Linked DNA regions of Homo sapiens: all the other regions are linked to region 2. The links are chromatin contacts, found by Hi-C or POLR2A ChIA-PET in ENCODE. All regions are on one chromosome and are shown on one strand. The core of a region is the stretch at or near the end of the contact, and the rest is flanking DNA. Distances in the headings are between cores, read along the strand shown. Region 1 has its middle 69 kb from the start of ABL1. Region 2 holds the start of NUP214 (nucleoporin 214). Region 3 holds the start of ABL1 (ABL proto-oncogene 1, non-receptor tyrosine kinase). Region 4 overlaps ABL1 (ABL proto-oncogene 1, non-receptor tyrosine kinase).

Region 1 (2,708 bases), core at 181-2,680, 360 kb before region 2:
AGGAGTTCGAGATCAGCCTGGCTAACATGGTGAAACCCTGTCTCTACTAAAAATACAAAAATTAGCTGGGCGTGGTGGCGCATGCCTGTAATCCCAGCTAATTGGGAGGCTGAGGTGGGAGAATCACTTGAACCTGGGAGGTGGAGGTTGCAGTGAGCCAAGATTGTGCCACTGTACTCCAGTCTGGGTGACAGAGCAAGACTGTCTCAAAAAAAAAAAAAAAGAGGATACAAGGGATACAAGTAGAATTTGTAGTGTGCTGATTAACCAAAGACAAGTTCCTCCACCCTTTTCTTTTTGGCCAGAGTTGATCATTTTCAGAATTCATCATTTTGTCAAGATGATTTTTTTGTTGTTAAATATGAATAATTTGCTTTCCTCTGGACTTCTAAGGCTTCCTGAAATTACATGCAAACATTTGTGCAGTCTCATGTTTGGTTATTGGTTTTTGGGTTTGCTATTTTTGGGCGAGGAGGTCCATATCCTTCATCAGCTTCTCAAGGGGTTTTTTCAGAGGTACAAGGGGAGGCTTTGGTTTGGTTATGACAGTGCTACAGCCAGCAACCCGGGGGCCACCTGGGTGCTGCTCCCCCACTTCAAAACGTGTAGCTAGCAGGATGGAAATCCTGTCTACATGGAAATCCTTGTGGTGTTGGATAGGCCATGATTCATTTCCCTAAGCCTCAAATGCTTCTATTGTTTGTAGTTTTTCTCCCAGAATCTTCATGATCCATTTTTGTACATTCTTATGGCCTTACGATAAATTCCTAGAAGTGGAATTTCTACATCAAAAGAATAGAAACTTTTAAAGGTTTTTGATACATATTGCCAGTTGCCCTTCTGGAAGGTCTACTGGGTACGTCAGTGTACCTGAGTGTTAACAGTGACGGATCAGTATTCATTTCTCTTATAAGGAAGGAAATGAAAGTCATTTGGTAACGTAGAGGCACAATTAGACCTGACAGCCTTTGTGTTTCTCTTCTGTTCTTTAGGCCCCCCAGTTCCCTTTGCTGCTTTCTTCTTTATGCCACAGATTTAATGCTTGAACACATATTGAAATTTTGGAAAGTTACTGTGAATCTAATGGGGCATAATAGGCAGGTTTTCTTAATCCTGGCAATGACCAAACTAATCACTTGTCTGTGGTGGCTTGGTGGAAAAACGGTTTGTCAGCAGAATTTGGTAAAGAAGCAGTCACAAGGACAGGGTGTTGGTCTCATATTTGAGTGCTTCCCTGAGGAAAGAAAAGATAAAGGGAAGAATTGGGTGAATTCATCAGACTGTATTTGGCAGATGGAGATGAAGTGGGTGCAGGTCATCGCCCACGACCTGTTTCCCAGGCTTGCAGAGAAACTGCTGCTCAGGAGCTTGTGACTGTGAGGGCCCCGGGCCGTGGCATGCGTTGGTGCGCTCTCAAGAATGCGGCCATGGCACTCACAGACACATACCAAGAAGCCTCGGCCCCCAGTGCCCCCGCCAGCCTGCTCAGGGGCATGCGGATGACTGGAGCCTGGAAGGCGGGTCTTGCTGGGCAGGACAGATGCCTTACTGTCAGGACAGATGCCTTACTGTAGGCCCAGGAAGAGATCCATGACCGCAGACAGACTTCTGCGTAGGGCCCTGAGGAAAGAGTGGTAAACATGCAGTGAAGGGCGGCCCCACCACTGGTGGCTTCTGACAGGGAGCTGGAGGGTGCAGGTACTGGATGTGTCTCATTGGGATACAAATGAGTGTGCCCCGTGGTTAGGAAGATGAGGAAGTGTAGGCACTTGCAGGGGCCTTTTCTTTTGACTTAGTGAGTTCCCACCAAACCTGGCCTTGTCTGTTTTTGATGCCTTAGGACTTGGGGACAAGGCCACAGCCTGTGACCCCAGCATCATCTCCCCCCAGGGCCTTGCCACCCTCTAGCTTTCATCCTTGCCTCCTCCTCTGCCCTCTCTTTCTTGTCCGATACAGTCACAAGTGCCTAGAATAAACCTCACACCACCCACTGCTCTGCTGTCAGGGCTACCACCCCGGCCCCACCCTGCCTTGCCCCGGCTCTGATCTCAAAGACTTCCCAGCCTCCTGTTGCCATCTGGGTCTGTCCTCCTCCTGCTAGCAGAGAGACCCTCCCTTAGAAACTTACATCAGATCTTTTCACTACCCAGTTTCCTGTCCCTCGATGGGTACCCATCTCAGTTAGAGTAATGTTCAGCTTCTCTCCACAGCCTGCGTGGTCTGGGCCTGGTTTCCCTCTCGAATTTCCCTCCTGTCACTCCCTTTGTTTACTGCCAGTGCTTTTTCCTCTTAGGGTTCCCTGGGCCCTGCCCTTCACTCAGCTTCTGGTGCCTGGCTCTTTCAGACCCATGCAGGCCCCAGCTCACATGACATCTTTTCGGAAAGACCTTCCCTGATGGCCCAGGCCACAGTACCCACACCAGCATCAGCTCTTTGTCCTCTTCCCCTTTTCATTTCTTTGCAGCTCATGCCATCTGAAACTACCTCATTCAATTATTGATAGATCTGTTTGGAATTCCAGGAGTCCCTTTGCGATCCCATTCTTCTAAAGATTCACATGGCCTCAGAATGCCATGTTACAGTGGAGAGTCTGACTTCTTGTTTTCTGAGACGGAGTCTCACTCTGTTGTCCAGGCTGGACTGCAGTGACAATCTCTGCTCACTATAACCTCCGCCTCCCGGGTTCAAGCGATTCTTGTGCCTCAGCC
Region 2 (2,883 bases), core at 46-2,545:
CAGGCGTGAGCCACTGCTCCCAGCCTATTTTTATTTACTTTTTTTTTTTTTTTTTTTTTGAGACGGAGTCTCGCTCTTTCGCCCAGGCCAGACTGCAGTGGCGCTGTCTCTGCTCACTGCAACCTCCGCCTCCCGGGTTCACGCCATTCTCCTGCCTCAGCCTCCCGAGTAGCTGGGACTACAGGTGCCCGCCACCGCGCCCGGCTAATTTTTTGTATTTTTAGTAGAGTCGGGGTTTCACCGTGTTAGCCAGGATGGTCTCCATCTCCTGACCTCGTGATCCGCCCGCCTCGGCCTCGCAAAGTGCTGGGATTACAGGCGTGAGCCACCGCGCCCGGCCTTTTATTTACTTTTTGAGACAGGGCCTGGCTCTGTCACCCAGGCTGGAGTGCAATGGTGCAATCACAGCTCCCTGTAGCCTCAACCTCCTGGGCTCAGGCAATTCTCCCACCTCAGCCTCCCGAGTAGCTGAGACTACATACGCATGCCATCACTGCTGGCTAATTTTTGTGGTTTTGTTTTGTTTTTTATAGAGACGGGGTCTCGCCATGTTGCCGAGGCTGGTCTCAAACTCCTGGTCTCAAGCAATCCTCCTGTCTCCGCCTCCCAAGTGCTGGGATTATAGGCATGAGCCACCCGCGTCTCATCAATTAAATAAATAACCCCTAGGACGACTAAGATGTCTTCAAGATTACATGAGATCCCACATCTGAAGGTTTTTGCAAAGGACTTGGCACAAACTCGTGCGACTAGACATGGATATGGCTCTTGCTCTGGAAAGGATCACCTTGATAGGAGCAAACAAAGCTGGTCTTCGGTGCCCTTTAATCTCCCCTCCCAGCCTTCCACCTTCCACACTTTAAGAGTCGTCCCTGCCGACCCCCCGACCCCGTTTTTCTGAACCTCCCTTCCTCCCCTTGCATAGTCCAAAGCCTCTCTCTAAAGCAGCCCCCCGAAAACATCTGTCAAGTTCCAAACTTATCTGAATCGGAAGCTACCAATAGCCAACCTACATCTAAGGGGAACTGTAAGATTTCAGAAGAACAAGAAGCATAGGTCGCTTAGGCGTGGGCCACCCAAGAAGAGAGACTTAACACTAGGTAAGCCCGCGCTGGCTGCGAAGGCGGGAGCGGCACCAGGACCATCCAGGGCGCAGGCGCAGGGACCTCACGGCCACGCCACTACTCAGCCCGAGCTGGCCAATGGGGAGCGGCGGCCGGAAGAACGCGCGGCTTCGCTAGGTTCCGCGGCTTCCTCTGACCAAGCTTGACGTCACCAAAGCGCGCCGGAAATGCGAGGTCAACTGCGCGCCGCTGGCGCTGAGGGGAGGAAGTTTGCTGTCGAGCGGCCTGGGTTCCGTGGGCAAGGCCGTGGGAGGCAGCGTTGGCTGCTTCGACACACTGAGGGCGGCGCGATGGGAGACGAGATGGATGCCATGATTCCCGAGCGGGAGATGAAGGTCAGAGACTAACCGGGGCCTCCCTCCCTTCTTTAGTCCTGGCGTTGCCTTGGAGCCCAGCTGAAAGGCGAAGCGCGGTGCTGGCTGTCCCGCCTCCTGCTTGAACAGTTTACCGCGTTCACAGCTCTCACCAGCGCGTCTGCCGCGCCGCTGGCGTGATAGCCCCACCGAATGCAGTTTCCCAGTCCCATCCTGGTCTCGTGCACGGCTGTTGAGTTACCCTAGCTACTTCCTGGGGCGGTCACAATAGTGGCAATAACTGCTGTTTATTGAGTGTTGACTGTGTGCCAGGCACTGTGGTAGTCATCGCGGCAGCCCTACGAAGTAGTCGTTAACGTAGAGGAGTAAGTTGAGGCTCGGAAAGTAATTTCCCTAAAGTCACATTTGACGCGGGGCTGAAAGCCAGCATCATTTAAGACCTTTGCTCTCCCAGTACTTCTGTAAGGTGATACGGGCTTGCCTAACGTAGAGTCAGGGAAGGTCATCCATCCTGCAGAACCTTTAGTTGATTGGACTAGGAAGACTATTTTGACCTCGGTATATCAGCCTAAAGTCAGGAACCTAAAGGGAGGGCCAAGTGGTCCCAGTGATAGCAACGTGGGAGTCCCCCAGGGATAACTTCAGGATGGTGTGTTTAATAGTTCTTATATGGGTTCTGACAGAATGAGGGTACAACAGACGGGCTACATCTGTTTTAAATAGTGAAAAGAAGTAAGTTGCAGGAAGATTTTAGGCATCTGTGTGAACAATAAATCACTAAAATGCATTTAGGGCATAGTAATACCATGTTTAGAATAGTGATTTTTTTTTTTTTTTGAGACAGAGTCTTGCTCTGTCACCCAAGCTGGAGTGCAGTGGCATGATCTCGGCTCCCTGCAACCTCCACCTCCCCGGCTCAAGCGATTCTCCTGCTTCAACCTCCCTAGTAGCTGGTATTACAGGCGCCTGCCACCACGCCCCACTAATTTTTTATATCATTTGGTAGAGACTGGGTTTCACGATGTTGGCCAGGCTGGTCTCGAACTCCTGACCTAACGTGATCCGCCCTCCTCTGGCTCCCAAAGTGCTGGGATTATAGGCGTGAGCTACCGTGCTGTCCTAGAATAGTGATTATTTTTTGAGAATCACCACCTGTGGTGAGCCACCTAATGGGGTTGTGTCATATTCCTCAGATATGCTGGGGTAGAAGAAAAAAAGGTTTTATTAATAGAACCACAGACTTAGAAGATGGTAATCTCGCACTCCCTTTGGCAGCACATATAAAATTGGGATCATGCAGAGAAGACTATTATGGCCCCTTTACATGGATGACAGACAAATTCATGAAGTGTTCCATATCAGAAAAAAATGAGGGCCGAGTGTGGTGGCTCATGCCTGTGAGCTTGCACTTTGGGAGGCTGAGGTGGATGGATCACTTGAGGTCC
Region 3 (2,722 bases), core at 215-2,714, 290 kb before region 2:
CAGAGCCAAGTGAAGATCTTGTTACTTAGCCATTCCTGAGGTACTGAAGATACCCGGGTTTTTGTCATTACAGGATAGGCTAGAAAGTAGCCAGGGTCTCATAACCAAGGCTTTCTCTGAAACATATAATGACAATGCTAGTTATTTGACCAAAGATATCCAATGCTTTAATCCACTTGGAATTTATTCTTGATGTGAAGGGTCAGCATCATCCACTGGTCGGGAGCCTGATCCTTGGAGCCAGGCAGACCTGGGTTGAGTCCATCTCCGCCTGTTTCCAGCTGTGGGCAAGGTGTCTGACTTCTCTGAGCATCTGTGGGGTTTGTTTGTTTTTAAACCTGAAGAATTGGGATAATCTGTTTCCTCACAGAATCATTACGCAGATGCAATACAGTTAATGAAGGTAACATGGCACATAGGAAGAGCACAATACACGTCAGCTCTTACTCTTCATGGCTAGAAGATGTGGACTAAACTTCCCCCTTTACAGTTTTGTGATTAACACCATTTATGAAAGAAATAAATGAAATAAATTCCTTTTCCTGTCATGAGGGGAACTTACCTGATTTTATTGAATTATTTGGTGCCATTGAGTTCCTTATTGTTTCCCTCTGACCTAGATTTCTGGGTGTGCGCCAGTAACACGACTGTGATTGTTGCTGCTTTATAACATTGTCTGTGGTCAGTCCAAACAAGAGTTTAAAATAATTGAATGAAATGGATTTTAAACAATGGTCCCCCCACCCTCACCCCGTGGCACTCGGCCAAAGGAAGAGGAAAAGTTCTCTGTTAAAGAAAATGAATCAGAGAAGAGGCCCAGACCGTGCCTCCGAAAATTCTCATTGTAGGGACTAAGTCCTCTCACTCTGAACTCACACCCGTCTGTTCGCAGCCTGACCTCATATCCTGGTCTGGATGTGCGGCCTCACCGGGGTGTCGTGCGCACGTGTGGTTGTCCTGTGGGTGCCAGCTCTGACTTCCTCCCCAGACACCCACTGCCTCAGCCTTAATCACAGGACGCGCGTTGAGTAGAAATGAGACCAGTTAGTATTGGTAACTGCAGAGGAATATGCATTTTCACCAGCGTTCTCGGGTCAGAGGGTTTGCCTGGCACCGCGTACTGGGAAACTCGCCAAAAGCGGTGCAGGTTGGAGACGCCCCAGGCCGCGGTGGAGTTGCGCGCGGCTTCTAAAGTGGAGTGGAGCAGGCCTGCACCCTCCCCGCCGGGGCTGGGACGGCGCTTCCAGGCGGAGAAAGACCTCCGCGGGCCGCGCGCGGCCTTCCCCCTGCGAGGATCGCCATTGGCCCGGGTTGGCTTTGGAAAGCGGCGGTGGCTTTGGGCCGGGCTCGGCCTCGGGAACGCCAGGGGCCCCTGGGTGCGGACGGGCGCGGCCAGGAGGGGGTTAAGGCGCAGGCGGCGGCGGGGCGGGGGCGGGCCTGGCGGGCGCCCTCTCCGGGCCCTTTGTTAACAGGCGCGTCCCGGCCAGGCGGAGACGCGGCCGCGGCCATGGGCGGGCGCGGGCGCGCGGGGCGGCGGTGAGGGCGGCTGGCGGGGCCGGGGGCGCCGGGGGGGCGCGCGGGCCGAGCCGGGCCTGAGCCGGGCCCGCGGACCGAGCTGGGAGAGGGGTTCCGGCCCCCGACGTGCTGGCGCGGGAAAATGTTGGAGATCTGCCTGAAGCTGGTGGGCTGCAAATCCAAGAAGGGGCTGTCCTCGTCCTCCAGCTGTTATCTGGAAGGTAAGCCCGGGCCGCACGGGTTGGGCTGAGTAGCCGCGCGCCCTCCCGCTGCTGCTGGGCCCTTCCTAGGCCTCGCCGCCCGCGCGCTCCCGCCTGCGCCCTCCCCGGGTCTTGTCTTTTTTTTCTTTCTTCCCTCTTCTCTTCTCTTCTCTTCAGTTCTCTTATATTCTGTCTCTCTTTCTTTCTCTCTGTGTCTGTCTCTTTTCTCTTCTCTTGTCTCTCTCTTTTTCTCTCTCTCTGTCTCTTTCTCTTTCTCGCGATGGCCCCTAGGCGCCGCCGGCGGAGCGTGGCCCCCAGCCCCGGCACCAGCCCCGGTAGAGCCACGCCGGATGGTGACGGCGGCGTCCGGGGCCCCACAGTGCGGGCTCCCCCGAAAAAGTTTGAGAAAGCCAACTCGCCAGGCCTTAACATCCCTGGGATCCCACGTTGTGGAATTTCCACCGTTAATTGGGACTGTGTGTTAAAAAGATCGACCCGTGTTTGTGAAAACATGCGATTTCCATTAAGCATCATGTACACAAGGAGCACCACTCTACCATTTATGGATACAGAATTTCAAGTGATCTTTCCATCTCCCCCACCCCCATCTTATCTACAGACCACGAAGAGGTCTTAGGAATTCGCTCTCTTTTCAGGGGAGGGGAGCCCATTTAAGAAGGCGTTTCCAAGGAGTCCCCCAGAGTACTGGGGTGTCATGTTCGTTTCCTTAAGTGAAGCTCAGGGCCAGGAGGGCTTCACTTTTGCGTTCTTTCTACCTACTCTCCTTCTCTAATTACATCTGTTTTATTTTATTTTTCTTTCCTGTTGTAGTCTTTAGTTTTATAAATGGAAAAAAAGTAAATTAAGGGTTATGGGTCTTCACTTTCGTAGCTTCTAGGTGGGTATGAAATTGATCTGATTTGAGACTGGTGCTCCCAGACCATTGCCTTCAGCAGAAAGGCTATCTGTGCTTCAGAGATGGAGTGGCACTTGGACTTCTCTGTTGT
Region 4 (2,700 bases), core at 67-2,566, 260 kb before region 2:
ATTACAGGATGTCATTGCGTGGATTTCTGTGGGCAGTCACCCGGAGTGGTATCTAATTAGGGAAAAGGCAGTATGTCCCTTTCTGGAAGTGTGTTAACTGAAAATACGGTACTAAGCAACTGCTAAATAAATTAGCCCTCCTTCCTCCTGGCCGTGCGCAGAAACATCCCTGCAGTATGTTGCCTATTTGTCAAATAAGATTAGTGTAAATATGGGGCATTTACCTTTGCTATAGAAGCTGAAATTGCCAGGCACGGTGGCTTACGCCTGTAATCCCAGCACTTTGGAAGGCCAAGGCTGGTGGATTGCTTGAGCCCAGGAGTTAAAGACCAGCCTGGGCAACATGGCAAAACTCTGCCTCTACAAAAAATACCAAAAATCAGCCAGGCGTGGTGGTGCGTGTGTATTCCTAGCTACTTGGGAGGCTGACATGGGAGGATTACCTGAGCCCGGGAGGTTGAGGCTGCAGTGAGCCGTAATCGTGCCACTGCACTCCTACCTGGGGAGCAGAGTGAGACCCTGTCTCCAAAAAAAAAAAAAAAAAAAAAAGCTGAAATCCTTGAGTGGATTCTAAATCATGGCAGTGGCTAACATTCAGCTTCATCGTGCCCTTGCTGTGTGCCTGGCAGAGACCTCTGTGCTTACTACATGTCGCATCTCATTGAATCCTCACAACCTTAAGATCCTTCCAGGTTGAGCATCCCGGACCCTAAAATCCCAAATCCTAAATGCTCCCAAATCCAAAACTTTTTGAGCACCGGCATGCAGCTCAGAGGAAATGCATACTGGAACATTTCAGATTTTGGATTTTCTAATTTGGAGTGCTCATCTGGTAATATAGTGTGGATATTCCCCAATCTGCAAAGATCTGAGCTCCGAAACACTTGTAGCCCCAAGCCTTTCAGTTAAGGGACATTCACCCTGTATCAACATTTTAATGCTGAGAAAATGGAAGAGAGAGAGGTTAAGTGACTGACCTGGCATCACACAGCCAGGAGTGGCAGCATCAGGATTTGAACTGGGGCACTCAGCTCCAAAGCTCAGCTCTTCTTTTTTAAAATTGAACCCAGATTCTTATTTCTCAAATACCATAAAATATTTACATAAGCCACAGTTATGCCTTTTAAAAAAAAATCACCTTTTCCCCCCACTCTCCCATTTACTTCCTTTGCAGTTTGTGGCTACGATCTACCTTCCTCTTCAAAACCCTTGAAAAATCCTTGCAGCCTTGCCCAAGCGTCCTTCCCTCAGCCGATTTTTGGGCCTCAGTTTCCTCCCATCCAGCCTGTTTCCTATCGCTGGCTTCTCCAAGGGCAGAGCCAGAGTCCTCTTTTGCCAGCAGGGGGAGCAAGGGCCTACTTTTAACCGCAACTCCATAGTGAACAAGTCAAGCAACCTTGGGTCATTCATATACCTTCCAGGCAGAAGGAAGACAGAAGAGAACAGGAAAAAAGCAGGACACTAGGCTGACCCCTGCAGATGGGAAGCTGGAATTACAGCAAAGGCTCATTGATTGGGAACTGCACCCTTGAATTTTGATAGTATTGGGCAGGACATAGTCTTGCTATCTGTGTTAAAGGGAGGACGTGCTTAAGAAAACCAACAGTCAAGTACAAGAAGCTCTAATTTTTTTTGAGGTGGGGGAACGGGGTCTCACTGTGTTGCCCAGCTGGCCTCAAACTCCTGGCTCAAGCAGTCCTCCCACCTCAGCCTCCTGAGTAGCAGGGATCACAGGCTTGTGCCACTGTGCCCAGCTAAGAGGCTGCAATTTTTTAATGAACTGTATTCAGAGTTTGTACATCAGTGTCTTTTTTTTCTATGAATCAGTTCTCTAAGTAATAGAATTTGGAAAAGACCGCTGGTGATCTAGCTGTGGCATTTAGATTGACTCATGAGCTAACTGACAAATTTACTACTTAAACAGTGGAAAATAATGTGCAGGATATATTTTTTTGAATAGGTTGTCCCACCCTCGAGTTCTGTGTCTTTCCTGAGTCCGCATATGTGAACCTTGTTTTAACCAGGTGACAGCATCCCATAGGCACGGATCTCTGTCTTCTGTTGTCCACATCATGTGTCTTGGCAGTTGTTCCTTATTGATATACATAAGGTTGTCTTGTTTTTGTATGGATATATTTTAACATGTACCAGTGTTCAGTGGGCCTTTCTCTTATTTCCAATATTTTGCTGTTCTAAACAGCAGCACAGTGATTCCCCTCATTTGCATGTATGTGAAACTATCCTGGTGGGTCCGCTTCCAGAAACTACTGGATCAGGGACCATGTGCATTTATGGCCTTGACCATACTGCCAGAGTACCTTCCAAGGAGTTTGTGTCATCAATTTGCACTCCCCAGTGGTGTTGAGAGAGTGCCTGTTTCCTCCACCCAGCACAGTGTGTTTCGGTTTTATTTCTCCCAGGAAATGGGTGTTAGTTGGGGAGCTCCAGAAAGAAGCCGAGAAGAAGGGCAGTCGTACCCTTGGCAGTTGTACGCAGTGGCTCTCTGGCCGCACAAGGAGGGCTCGGAGCCTGCTGTTGCCAGGTTGCACTTGCTCTTGCAAGACAGGCATTCCTTGCAGTGGGTTCTCCTCTGGCCAGGGAGATGAGTTCTGGGGGCTCCTCTACGAGGTGGTCTCTCCTGGGCTTTCCTCTCGAGCTTCAAGTCCCACCTCTGGAGTGTGAATCGCCTTCCTCAGTCTA

What was found. A loop is a pair of places that touch in the nucleus more often than their neighbours do. ChIA-PET counts read pairs that join two places held with the same protein, here RNA polymerase II (POLR2A). Pooled maps may share reads with other maps.
Region 1: a map with no recorded cell type shows a loop between it and region 2 (8-fold over the local background). The contact joins the enhancer-like site here to the promoter of NUP214 in region 2. A Hi-C loop is called at or near these places in 1 of 37 single-sample maps with no recorded cell type and 2 of 50 pooled maps. POLR2A ChIA-PET finds 5 or more read pairs at or near these places in 2 of 52 experiments (WTC11 and activated naive CD8-positive, alpha-beta T cell).
Region 3: a loop to region 2 is called in a pooled map, with 17 times the contacts of the local background. The contact joins the promoter of ABL1 here to the promoter of NUP214 in region 2. A Hi-C loop is called at or near these places in 9 of 50 pooled maps. POLR2A ChIA-PET finds 5 or more read pairs at or near these places in 2 of 52 experiments (HepG2 and K562).
Region 4: a loop to region 2 is called in a pooled map, with 2.8 times the contacts of the local background. The contact joins the enhancer-like site here to the promoter of NUP214 in region 2. A Hi-C loop is called at or near these places in 5 of 50 pooled maps. POLR2A ChIA-PET finds 5 or more read pairs at or near these places in 3 of 52 experiments (K562, Panc1 and RWPE1).

What each region holds. Positions count from the first base shown.
Region 1 is chr9:130,764,746-130,767,453 of GRCh38, forward strand. It overlaps a transcript of ABL1 not described here. Among named protein-coding and RNA genes, the nearest start is that of ABL1, 69 kb to the right of the region's middle. RefSeq lists a silencer at 815-864 and enhancers at 1,679-1,848, 1,879-1,938, 2,149-2,208, 2,219-2,268, 2,503-2,708. Within about 2 kb of position 1,431, at least 8 of the 41 ENCODE cell types and tissues checked have a DNase peak (open chromatin) inside an H3K27ac peak, as active enhancers do.
Region 2 is chr9:131,124,291-131,127,173 of GRCh38, forward strand. NUP214 (nucleoporin 214) reads left to right here and starts at 1,296. Exons shown (of 36, transcript NM_005085.4): 1 at 1,296-1,459. The coding sequence starts at 1,415. It also overlaps the pseudogene RNU6-881P. RefSeq lists an enhancer at 1,195-1,494.
Region 3 is chr9:130,833,790-130,836,511 of GRCh38, forward strand. ABL1 (ABL proto-oncogene 1, non-receptor tyrosine kinase) reads left to right here and starts at 1,465. Exons shown (of 11, transcript NM_005157.6): 1 at 1,465-1,736. The coding sequence starts at 1,658. LOC124902287 (a long non-coding RNA gene) reads right to left here and starts at 1,039. Exons shown (of 2, transcript XR_007061822.1): 1 at 930-1,039; 2 at 1-676. RefSeq lists enhancers at 520-1,046, 689-738, 759-808, 1,047-1,572 and silencers at 1,209-1,518, 1,989-2,038.
Region 4 is chr9:130,865,220-130,867,919 of GRCh38, forward strand. The region is part of intron 4 of ABL1 (ABL proto-oncogene 1, non-receptor tyrosine kinase); the gene reads left to right. Among named protein-coding and RNA genes, the nearest start is that of QRFP, 30 kb to the right of the region's middle. RefSeq lists enhancers at 1,257-1,758, 1,263-1,557. Within about 2 kb of position 1,317, at least 3 of the 41 ENCODE cell types and tissues checked have a DNase peak (open chromatin) inside an H3K27ac peak, as active enhancers do.